2 separate regions of the Homo sapiens genome follow, and region 2 is linked to region 1. Evidence: read pairs that join two places in POLR2A ChIA-PET (ENCODE). Cell type or tissue: PC-9. All regions are shown on one strand. Links, peaks and the distances in the headings refer to the core of each region. The heading gives the core; the rest is flanking DNA.

Region 1 (6,156 bases), core at 512-5,511:
AATTATTCCAATTCCATAAGAACATTCATTCATTCAACAAATATTTATCTTCCCTGTGGACTAGTAACTGTATTATTCTTTTGATCCTCATAAAGAGGAGAAGCATCACTTTTAATAAAATTTTAGGAAAAAAAAGTCTTCACACTCAAATTAACTAATCCTCTTATCTAATAAATGGAGTAGCGTAATTGGGCTGACACAGAGCCCTCATTTTTTTTTCTGCTTTACTGTTTAAATTTTTTTTATCTAAAAAATCTTGAAAAGATTTTTGCTATTATAAAGTCATATTTATTAATAGGATTTGGAATTCCTTAAATGCTAAAAATTCAGTGTATATATTCTGTATTCAGCAAAACCACTGATCTCTTGCTGAGTGTGAATTTTTATCATTAAAAACAAGCAAACAACAAAAAAAAAACCCTACAAATCCTGAAGACCATAGAGTTCACACAGTAGCCTGGAGGATGGGCAGGGTAGGGATTCAACTCTTTTGACATCCCAGCTTCTAGCTAGCTGATTTACATATATTATAGCATTTTATATAATATCACATTTAATCCTTACTACTTAGTGCTACTATAAAAGTAGTGAAAGCAAATGGATGGGGGTTAATATTGCTACACATTCACCTAGTTGACCTGGCAGATACTTTTACCTAGCTCATGACTTCAAGCTTCTAGTGTAAGAGTCATTGTTCCATGAGACTCTTTCCCTTTCATTTCTGTTGGTAAATGTTGAGAAGTCTTAGAAACACCAGAACTCTGGGCGGGGGAGAGACCTAGATCATTTTGGTTACAGCAGACGGCAGTTTGGTGCAGTAGCCACCATCCTGGAAAGATGTACTCCTCATTGCCAGGGCAGGAACCATGGAAGAATCATTTCCATTTTTAGAAATTATCAATTTTGTGGGTTAGCCTTAATCTGCAATTGAATTACATTTTTAGTGGAGGTTTGTTTTATATCACATGATCTCCAACAGAAATTCCAGAGAGCTTTGTGGCATAAATAGAAAAAAGGCTAATATATATATCGATGAATACAAACTGTCAAGAACAATACCAGGAGCTTTTACATCCATTATCACACTTAATCCTCACAGCTATTATATAAGGCAGGTATTATTATTACTATTGTACAACCAGGGTAATTGAGACACAAACAGACTAAGTAACTTCCCCAAGGTCCAAGAGCTAGTTATTAGAAGCAATAAAATGTGAATACAGGATCTTTCACCTTTTCTAAATAGAGCTGGCCCTTGCTCTTGCAGAATCCGTGATAACTTTTTCACAGAACAGATCAAGTTGGGAAGGAGGAGGGAGGGTTAGGCAAGCAACTGAGTGTGATCCCATTTGGTCAGTTTGTGCTTCAGAGTAACCACAGGCATTCTCCTGGCTTCTGACAAATATTTAAGGGGCCTGCATGGCAGTCTCTGAATGATGTAGCCCTAGCCCTGCCAGGGACATGTACAATTTGGCTAGAGCAATAATAGTTCCCCATCCTTCATGGTCAGAGACAAATGTGAAATATACTGGCATGAGTTTTCCCAGAGACTGGGTGAAGTAAACATTGTTTTCATAGTTTCTGGATCATTTCTGAGGTGTGCCTTGCTAAATCTCCCAGTGTCAAGATTTGTCCACTATGAGGCTTAGAGCTTAGCCTTAAACTCCTGAACCAGAGAAGTAGAAATGGCTTAAATATTTGAATGGGTTGGGGAGGGGAAAGGAAACAACAAAAACAAATGCTAACTTTTTTTTTTCTTACACTTCTAAGGGACTTGGCTCCGATCAAATTTGAGTTATTCAATTGTTTGTTTTGGTTCTTACTGAGTGCCTTTCCTGGAAAAAGCACAAAGGACTCTGTAGACCTTAAAGAAAATTCCTAAATGTAAACAGAAAATCTCTAAAACTGCTTTGGAAGGTCACTGACACATAAATATTACATGTACCTATAAAATCTAAAAGGAAAGGACACACATAAGAAAGAAACAAAGAAAAGTCCTGAAAACAAACACTCCACCAGAGCAAAATCAAAAGAATATTTGGAGGCGAGGATGAAAAAGGAATGAAGGATAGAAGCCAGTCTGCCCTAGCCTTATTCTTTTTTCCCCTTGGCCAATTCAAAAGTCAGAGACTCTAGGGTTCTTATTTATCCAAATGAATGTGCCCTTCAGGGTTTAAACTCTCTGCTTCCATCTCTCTTCACTTGCTGAGCCGCTAAAATTCTCCTGAGTGTTTGGATTGAGAAGAAGAGGCTCCTGTGGGAGATTAGAAACTGATACCCTTGAGAGAGGACAATAGGGAGCTGCCGACAGACTGGCTGACGAGGCCCGGCTTGGGTCCCCAGAGAGGTAGGACAGTGCAGTTGGAAGTAAAAGCTTTTGATGAGCCATGAGTTTCCTTCTGATCTGTGGGCAAAGGAAGCCAGTGGACCAGAGAGGCACCTTAACGCCGAACAATCAGGAAGATGGAGATGTCCTGGCTCCCATGCCAACTGCTCTGTGACTCTGAGAAGCCATCTAGCTTTTTGCAGTTCAATTTTCTCAGCTGTTCAGGAGAAGAAGTAGACTGCATTCAAGTATAAGACTGTTTATTTTCCTGTTATTTTGTTTAGCCAAAGATTTGAAGCCATTCAATCCTCTAACGAGTACTGTAGTGTTGCCTAAACTAAGCAGGATTTTCTATATTGCATTACAAATTTTACAATCTGAGTGAGGTTGTTTTTTCTTCTTTTAGTACAGCAGAAATTGAACCTTCTCAGAGGAGCCTGGAAACTCTAAATTCCCTTCTCTGTTTCTTTTCCTTTGCTTCTCCTTCCCTTGCCCCTACATCCCCTGCCAGGTATGACTCTGGAAAACAGCATTCTGTAAGCTTGCTTGGGTAAGGGAGAGAAGCTGTGGTATGTGCTACTGTGGGAGCAGGGAGGGGGCAGAGTCTCCCCTTCAAGAACAGGATGGGTCCCATTCAGCCCAGGCCTCCTGGCTCCTCACCTGCCTGGAGGTTAGGCAGACAGAGAGGTTAAAAGATGGAGGAGTCTGAGGGGCATGGTTGCTCACACCTGTAATCTCAGCATTTGAGGAAACCAAGCTGGACAGATCGCTTGAGCCCAGGAGTTCAAGACCAGCCTGGGCAACATGGGGAAACCCCATCTCTACAAACACACACACACACACACACACACACACACACACACACACACACAATTCGCCAGGCATGGTGGTGCATCTCTATACTCAGAGCTACTCGGGAGGCTGAGGTGGGAGGATTACTTGAGCCTGGGAATTTGAGGCTGCAGTGAGCTAAGATCATGCCACTGCACTCCAGCCTAGGCAACAGAGTGAGACTCATCTCAAAAAAAGAAAAAAAGATGGAGGAGTCTGAGAATGGGGGCGAGGAAGAGTCAAGGCAGGCCAGGGGTGTGAGATGCAGCCAAAGCCTGGACAGCCCCCATGAGTCGAACTCCTGCAGCTCCTGGCTGATGTAAGGAACATCGCAGGGGAAAGAAAGCAAGACTGGCCCAGCTTTCCAAAGCTGATGGCTGTGTTTTACTTCTCAATTTACCCTCATCTCTTGCCAGCTTCTCTCCTTTTTCACTTCCAGACAATTCATCTCTCCGTTTTCCTTTCCAGCCAAAGTAGTTGCTGAATATACTGAAATTTGATTACATTCTCTGGCCCTGTCCCTTTTGCCAGCAACATGCTTCCATCTAAAAGCCCTGCTGGAGTCTGGCTACCCTTTTTAATTTGCTGTTCTTACCAAATGTCACCACACTTCATGCTAAAATATCCTCGATAATTTTTCCACTCACTCCTTAAAGCTATTGTCTCCCAACACTTCTGAGCTCACCATTCTATTAACATGGGCCTCTTGGGAAGCACCAGTGATGTTATTTAATCCAGTGACCTTTGCCAAGTCTTCCTCCCCTTTAATTTCTCTGGAGCCTTTGATATTCTTAACCACCATCCTGAAATATATTTTTTTTTCCCCTTGACTTTCCTCCTATCTGCTTCCCACACTTCCTTCACTAGTTCTTTTAATTCCCTTAATGGGAGCATCCTCTGACATTCTTTTCCTCTCTCATTCTCTTGAGCTGATTTCATCCTCTGGCATTGCTCTAGCTCCCCCTTGAGTGTAATGATTTCCCAACCTGGAAGGCCCAGTTTCAAGTTATAAAATTCTTGCCACCAAAATCCTGCCACCCAAAAGTCCATACTATCGGGGCCTAGCTTACCTTTCCAGCCACACTTTTCTCTTAGTTTATTTCTGGAAAGTAGTCTGATACACTTCAAAGAGCAAGAGTGTAGAGACAAAGAGATATGATTACAAATCTTGGCTCTGCTGTCAACTGGCCACAAGATCTTAAGCAAATAACTAACTTCTCTGAACCTTTTATTTTCTCATCCATAAGGCAAGGATAAGAATAGTACTTAAAAGGGATATTTTTTACACTTTGAGATAGCATGTCTGGCACCTCACAGGTACTTAATAACCAGAAATTACTATTATTGTTATAACTGATGAGTACAGATCTTTTTTTTAACTTTTATTTTAAGTTAAGGTGTACAAGGGCAGGTTTGTTATGTAGGTAAACTTGTGTCATGGGAGTTTGTTGTACAGATTATTTGATCACCCAGGTATTAAGCCCAGTACTCATTAGTTATTTTTCCTGATCCTCTCCCTCCTCCCAAGCTCCACCCTCTGAAAGGCCCCAGGGTGTGTTGTTCCCCTCTGTGTGTCTATGAGAACAACATTTAGCTCTCACTTAAAAGTGAGAACATGCGGTACTTAGTTTTCTGTTCCTGTGTTACTTTGCTAAGGATAATGGTCTCCAGCTCCATCCATGTCCCTGCAAAGGATGTGATCTTATTCTTTTTTATGTCCACATAGTATTCCATGGAGTATATTGTATGTACCACATTTTCTTTATCCAGTCTATCACTGATGGGCCTTTAGGTTGATTCCATGTCTTTGCTGTTGTGAATAGTGCTGCAGTGAACGTATATGTGCATGTGTCCTTATAATAAAATCAGTTATATTCCTTTGGGTATATACCCAGGATTTAAATTGCTAGGTCAAATGCTATTTCTGTCTTTAGATATTTTAGGTTTCCACAATGGCTGAACTAATTTACACTCCCATCAACAGTGTATAAGCGTTCCTTTTTCTCTGCAACCTCGCCAGAATCTGTTGTTTTTTGACCTTTTAATAATGGCCATTCTGACTGGTGTGAGATGGTGTCTCATTGTGGTTTTGATTTGCATTTCTCTAATAATCAGTGATGTTGAGCTTTTTTTCATATGTTTGTTGGCCACACGTATGTCTTCTTTTGAAAAGTGTCTGTTCATGTCCTTTTTATGGGGTTGTTTTTCTTTAAATTCCTTAGAAATGCTGGATATAAGACTTTCACCGGATGCATAGTTTGCAAAATTTTTCTCCCATTCTGTAGGTTGTGTTACTCTGTTGATAGTTTCTTTTGCTGTGCAGAAACTCTTTAGTTTAATAAGATCCCATTTGTCAATTTTTGCTCTGGTTTTGATTGCTTTTGGTGTCTTCGTCATGAAATCTTTGCCTGTGCCTATATCCTGAATGGTATTGCCTATGTTGTCTTCCAGGATTTTTATAATTTCGGGTTTTACTTTTTTTTTTTTTTTTTTTTTGAGATGGAATCTCGCTTTGTCACCCAGGCTGAAGTGCAGTGGTGTGATCTCAGCTCACTGCAACCTCCACCTCCTGGGTTTAAGCAATTATCATGCCTCAGCCTCCTGAGTAGCTGGGACTACAGGCATGTACCACCACACGTGGCTAATTTTTGTCTTTCTTCATAGAGATGAGGTTTTGCCATATTTCCCAGGCTGGTCTCAAACTCCTGGCCTCAAGTGATTCACCTGCCTTGGCCTCCCAAAGTGCTGGGATTACAGGCATGAGCCACTAGGGTTTTACATTTAAGTCTTTCATCCATCTTGAATTAATTTTTGTACATAGTATAAGGAAAGGGTCCAGTTTCAATCTTCTGCATATAGCTAGCCAGTTATCCCAGAACCATTTATTTTACTAGGGAATTCTTTCCCCACTGCTTGCTTTTGTCAGGTTTGTTAAAGATCAGGTAGTTGTAGGTGTGCAATCTAATTTCCGAGTTCTCTATTCTGTTCCATTGTTCTAT
Region 2 (6,156 bases), core at 622-5,621, 300 kb before region 1:
ACAAGTCTAGGGTTGATTTTATGTATTTGCTAAGATTTATTAAAATAAAAAATGGCATATTCTATAAGGAAAAATAATATTAATGGTATTTTAATTAAGCTTAAGCAATAAATAATGGTTATCACATAATTTTTATTTATTATTCTTTACCTTATTTCAGGGTCTGTCTTACTGTGAAGTTTCAATAAAATGCTTAGAACTACATTTTCCTGGCCAGGTGCAGTGGCTCATGCCTGTAATCCCAGCACTTTGGGAGACCGAGGCAGGTGGATCACTTGAGCTCAGGAGTTCGAGACCAGCCTAGCCAACATGGTGAAACCCTGTCTCTACTAAAAATACACAAAATTAGCCAGGTATGGTGGCACATGCTTGTAATCCCAGCAACTTGGGAGGCTGAGACAGGAGAATCGCTTGAACCCAGGAGGCAGAGGTTGCAGTGAGCCAAGATCATACCACTGTATTCCACCCTGGGAGACAGAGTGAGACTGTCTCAAAAAAAAAAAAAAAAAAAAAAAGAAATACATTTTGTTTTATTGCAGGCAGGATACATTTCAAGAGGCTTACTTCACCTTCTCTGTCTGATCTCCGCCAAATATCTTGGCTTTGTATTTCCCATAACCCATCTGTTCTTCATGTAGCTGTGAAAGAAGTATATCTTTGAAAGCAGAATTTTGAGTAAAGAAACCCGAGAGTTAGGGAGAGATGACCAGGTTCCATGGCTCCTTGTTAATTTCACCTTCAAGCCACATACTGCCTCTTCTTGGGCCCTTGATCTACTGCTGAGCATATCTTTTTCTTTCTTGGTGTGAATTCTGCCTCTCAGTATAGGTGGTATTTGTTAATTTAACTCTGACATAAACATGGGAACACTGCGCCTCAGTGTCATTGTCTGTAAAATGGGGTTATAAGGTATTTTCTGACCTACTTAAGGTTACCGTGAGGATTAAGTGATAATGTACAAAGAAGACTTTTAAAAATTAATATTGGAGTATAGTATAAGCATAGTGACATACAATGAATTATAATCAATAATAAATTGAATTTCACTTTGTGACCTCATAAAATTTGATTCCTTTCAGCTCTATCAAGGACAGCATCTTGCCTAATCACTTTTTGTTTTAGAAAAGTTAGATGCTTGTCCAATGTCACAAAGCAAGTTAGGGTAGAGGTAGGGCAAAAGCCCTGATCTCCTGACTCCCACACCAGCAGGATGCTTAGTTGTGATTTCTGCCTTGCTTTACCACTTGGGTCATCTTTCAGTGAAGGAGGTAACTATCTCTTCTTTCTTGAGTTAAAATAATACCTTAGTAGAAGCAAAGAACACTATCACTTTAGTTCTTTTCAGCCTTCATTTGCTGTTGCCTTCTGTGTCTAGGCGTGCTGAGCTGGCAGGAAGGTGACAAGTATGATAGATTCTGGCCTCTAAGGGGCTGTCAAGTCTAGTGAAAGGAGGTAAATGAGTAAACAGATAGACACTTCGGAGCCTGAGTTTCTGGTGCTGGCCCTTACACACAGGGTCTATCTGGGCAAGTCATGCCTGTCTTTGGGCTCAGGTTTCCCAGCTGCACATTGAGGTCCTGGACTAGATGTACAGAATGATCGTGATCACTGAGGTTCCTTCTAATTTGTCACCATCTATGGGTCTGTGATAATGCAAAGCTGTGTGCTTGCCAGCTGAAACTGAAATGAAGGAAAGTGATTAATTCATTTCACAAACTGAAATGAAGGAAAGCTATTAATCTGATGGCGTATTTTTCTTTATTTGTGATAAGTTTCACAGACTACATTTTCCAGCATTCAACACTGCCATTGTATTGTATTGTATTGTATTGTATTGTATTGTATTGTATTGTATTGTATTGTATTGTATTGTATTGTATTGTATTGTATTGTATTGTATTGTATCATAGATGGCGATACTTGTTCAGTTAACCAAATGGTCAACTTTGCAAAAATAGCAGAAGTGGACATCTCATGATGATTTAATACAGGACACAAAAATCAATGCTAGCATTAACTACTATTCTCGGCCTTTCTGCAGTGTTTTTCTGATAGGAACCTTTGTATTAAACCACCTTCTTTTTTTCCTAAAAAGGACCATAGCATAATAGCAGCTAGCATTTATTTGGTGTTTTCCTGTGTGATAGGTAAGTGTTGTTTTAAGTGCTTCCCATATAAAAATTCATGTAATCTTTGCAGCATTTTGAAGTAGGCATTATTATCATCCCTATTTTAGAGATAAGACAACCGAGGTACAAGAAATTAAGTAAAACTTATTCAAGATTACACAGCTATTAAGAGATGGAGGCAGGATTCAAACTCAGGCGGTCAGCCTCAGGCAGCCTCATGTTTCATGGCTGGACCATTGCCTAAATGAAAGCTGCTCACTCTCAGCCTATTGAGAACCTGGAGAAACTGGCCTTGTTATGAGGCCACAGGCTAAGAAAGCAGTTGTATCAGCTTACTTGTGGCTCTAAACTTGGCCAGATCCTCAAGTCTAAGGATTCTTACTATGCACAGGTGTTCTCAGTCTGGATTCATGTCTCAGGTGACTCATGAACCCTTGGAAATTGTGTGCCAAATGCATTTATGAGTCCATGTGTGTTGTGTTGGTATGACGGGGGGTAGGCGGTTTGGTGGTTTTCTGCACAGTATCAGCAGAGCCTCTACTCTGTCACTGGCAGGATCCTAGCTGTGCAGGCGTTTGTCAGCCTAAATCTAAATCAAGATTCTGGGCTGGGAATTAGGATATAGCTCCCCATTGAACAAGTGAGTGGCTATAGGATCTTGGAAGAACCAGGCTTTCCAAATGTCCTCCCACCCCTTGGAACTCTGCTGCTGTGGAGCAGTTGTACGATGTCCTTTTCTCTCTTTGAAGCTTTCCAAATCTTTCAATCTTTTTTTTTTTTGCCTCCAAATTTTGGAACCTCAAAATTTCAAGGTTTTTTTTTTTAATTTTTTTATTTTTTTTCCTTTTGTTTTACCTTCTCCTTTCTGGCTTTGTTCAGAAATCAGGTATCAATAAGCTTTTTATTACTCATCCAATCTGTGAGTTCAGTTTCCCATTTAACTTTTATGAATGTTTTCTTTGTTAAGATGAGTCCTTTCAAACCCCTGTAAAGAATGTTTCACTATATACAAACATAAAAACGAAGTGTTAAAACTAGAAAATCCAAGTGGAAACACAAACATACATATACATTTTTCCCCAGGCAATTTAGCTTCATAGAAATTGAGTGCATCTGCAAGGGAATTTTTTTTTAAATGTTATTGGTAGTTTTGTTATTTGTATTACCTGTTTGGTCCTAGTCTTTATAGTTGATTACTCTAGGTAGGTCTTTTTAGGACTGAAAATAGGTCACACATATCACAGTGGTCCCAGTGTTAGAGAGATGATAAAATTCTATTACAAAGTAGTTTTGTCATGCTTTTGGTCTAAATGAGTAATACAACTAGCATGTCCAGTGTCATTTTTGCTGTACTCTGGAAAACTTTTACCATCTATCTCATCCTTATATACTGCAACAAACTTCTGATATTATTTCAATTGCAGTTCAGGCATTGCCCTCGACACAGGCTTAAGTTCAAGTCTCAGCTCTGTTACTTACAAACCATATGACTTTGAGCAAGTTTATTTAATTTTGTGGAGTCCTTTTTTTTCCCATACAAGGGGAAAACAATAATTACATGTTGCTCAAAGGGTTATGAGGAGTGAGGTCAGGCATGTTTATATGTTTCACTCTGGCGTTTTGCAGAGTAAGCACTTGATAAATGATGCTCGTGTTATTGATTGTCATCATCATCATTAATATGTGTAATAGGCTAGGTACAGTGCTTGGCACATAGCGGGCACTAAACAAATATTTTATTGGATTTGATTGTACATAGCGCTTGTGACTGAATCAGAGGTTGCCAGGGGTAGCTTTTTGCTCAGTAGATTAACAAGGAGGAAATTGTTGAACAGAACAACTGATGGCTCTACCTTTAAGTCAATGAATTTCATAGTGAAGTGGTCTTGAATGCAAATGATGAAATGTGGCAAGTCTGGTGGAGAAAAAAACCCAACAATCTTGAAGCTGTTTTAAAGAGTAGCAGTTGCCTAGTCACCCCAATTGCTGAAATTTTCCTTCTCTTCCTTGAATAAGGAGTAGAGAGGGGCAGAGAGGTTACTGGTCATGTTCATTAATTTTCTTTCAAGAACTGCCACATGTCACCAGTGGTGCCCCCCCAGCACCAGTGCTGTTTGGCAGTCTTCTCTTTGCCCCAGAGAAGCCAAAATGTTAAATTGATGGAGCTTACTAGATCTGACAGAGAAATTCTTCACGTCTGGCCTGGATGTCTAAGTAAATTTGGTGTACTTCTTGTGGTCTGGAGCAAATGCTGGAAGCTATTAGAATTCTGAACAAAACCCTCCATTCAAAGACTGCTCGTTTCCTGCTGGGGTAATCCAAGTATCAAACATTAAGAAATATGGGCAAGGCAAATGTGGCTGCTCATTGCAAAACCCACCAAGGTGTCTACGACATCTCCCCAAATGACTTGGAATGTTACATCCACTTGATCATCTTGAATAAGTGGTTTCTTTTGAAAACAAGAGCTCTACTTTTCCTACACCAAGTATAGATGGGAATTGGCTGAATTTCCTCTTGTCAGTCAAATTTAGGAGAAGAAAGCTTTCCTCCTTCCCTTGAAGTTCTAGGGACCTAGCCTTTTTTTTTGGTTTTATTTTGTTTCATTCTCCTTTCCTTATATATTTCCTTCTGAAATAAAAAAAAGTATCTTTCATTAGATATAGTTATGGATCTATTGTTTTAGACTAGGCCTGCTCAGTGGCTGGAAACGATTTTATTAAGAAGGCTTTATAGAGAAGCTTTGGTTTATCTCATGAAATATCTGAGTTTGTCATAGATTGTTTCCTTTCTGTACAGAAAGTTATTTTCTGTGAAATTCCAGGTGTTCTTTTACATAGACTTGAAAGGAATAGATTTGATAGTCCAGGTTTTTTTTTTCCCTAAGAAGAATATGTTCTTGTGATAGATTAATTGAGGATGAAATCAGATAACATAGATGAAATCACTGGATAGGCATAGTGAAAACCATTATTTTAATTAATCTAGCTACAGTGTTTGTACAGCCAGCTATGCAGCTGAAGGCTGCCATGTAGTAGCTGCTACACTGTTTGGCTCCTGTACTTATACTGTATGGGGACCTCTTTCTTAGACAGTCTCACTCCTGCTGGACTGTAAACTCCTGGAGAACAGGGACAAAGCCTTGTTCATTAGAGTATTCCTAGTGCATTCCACTATAATAGACACATAATTAATACTTTTAAAAAATGAACAAATGAATAAGACATTTGTACAGAACTTGAGTGTTAGACCAGGTGGTTTCACAAAACAAAGCGCTCACGGAGGTTTATTGGCCTTCCTCCTATGTCTTTGACCTTTTCCTTAGCTTGTGTCTATGCTGTGTTTCCTGTCTACGAGATGGTGGAGATGGCGAGCCCAGTTTTCTTTCATCTTGAAAGGATTCAGCTCCATTACTTAATAGTCCCAGTCATGTTCCTTTCCCCCTAGAATCTGTGTATGAGATGTGAAATCCATGAAAAGATAATGTTGAATGGGAAAAATTAACCTATTTTGATGACTTTTAAGGAGTTCTAACTGTGCATGATAGCAGGCGACTCCCTTGTCAGTAGGCAGCAGGCCTGTGTTATGTCAGGGGTAACGAGGTGGTTCACTTGTGGAGAGTTTTCTGTCTTTTCTTCCAAGTTATGCTGACCTCGCCGACGAAAATATTCCCCATCTAATAAAAGTCAGAGCAAATTTATGGGCCTGCCCCTGACCACTTGTCCTTTATCCTTTAAAAGAAAAAATAAATCTAGGATAAGATCCATAGGTTACTGTTGGACCATGGAAATGATGGGCAGGGGCCAAATATCCCACCTTCCTTGATCTGCTTCTCTTTTCCCGATTCCGGCTGTCTGGGGGATGCTGAAGCTTGTGGCATGAGGGTTACTGCCGAGCATGGCCATGTCGTTAGTTCCCTTTGGAAACAAGCTGTTGCTCTCCCTGCCTGGAGGGCCACACGCCTTGGCACCACACTGAAGAGATCCCAGGCGTGGCTGGAGTGAAGCTGCTAATGAAAAAGCAGCCA

The links. Peaks named below come from ENCODE experiments on the same cell type or tissue, not always from the same donor. Only the 100,000 strongest peaks of a DNase experiment are listed, where the experiment ranks them.
Region 2: POLR2A ChIA-PET joins it to region 1 with 6 read pairs; 3 of 35 experiments call an interaction of 5 or more read pairs at or near these places.

What each region holds. Positions count from the first base shown.
Region 1 is chr1:64,160,070-64,166,225 of GRCh38, forward strand. The region is part of intron 8 of ROR1 (receptor tyrosine kinase like orphan receptor 1); the gene reads left to right. Among named protein-coding and RNA genes, the nearest start is that of UBE2U, 40 kb to the right of the region's middle. In PC-9, for the core only: a CTCF peak has its summit at 4,127; no DNase peak of the experiment used is centred there.
Region 2 is chr1:63,861,900-63,868,055 of GRCh38, forward strand. The region is part of intron 1 of ROR1 (receptor tyrosine kinase like orphan receptor 1); the gene reads left to right. Among named protein-coding and RNA genes, the nearest start is that of ROR1, 91 kb to the left of the region's middle. In PC-9, for the core only: no CTCF peak of the experiment used is centred there; a DNase peak (open chromatin) is centred at 2,532; H3K27ac peaks cover 1,155 bases.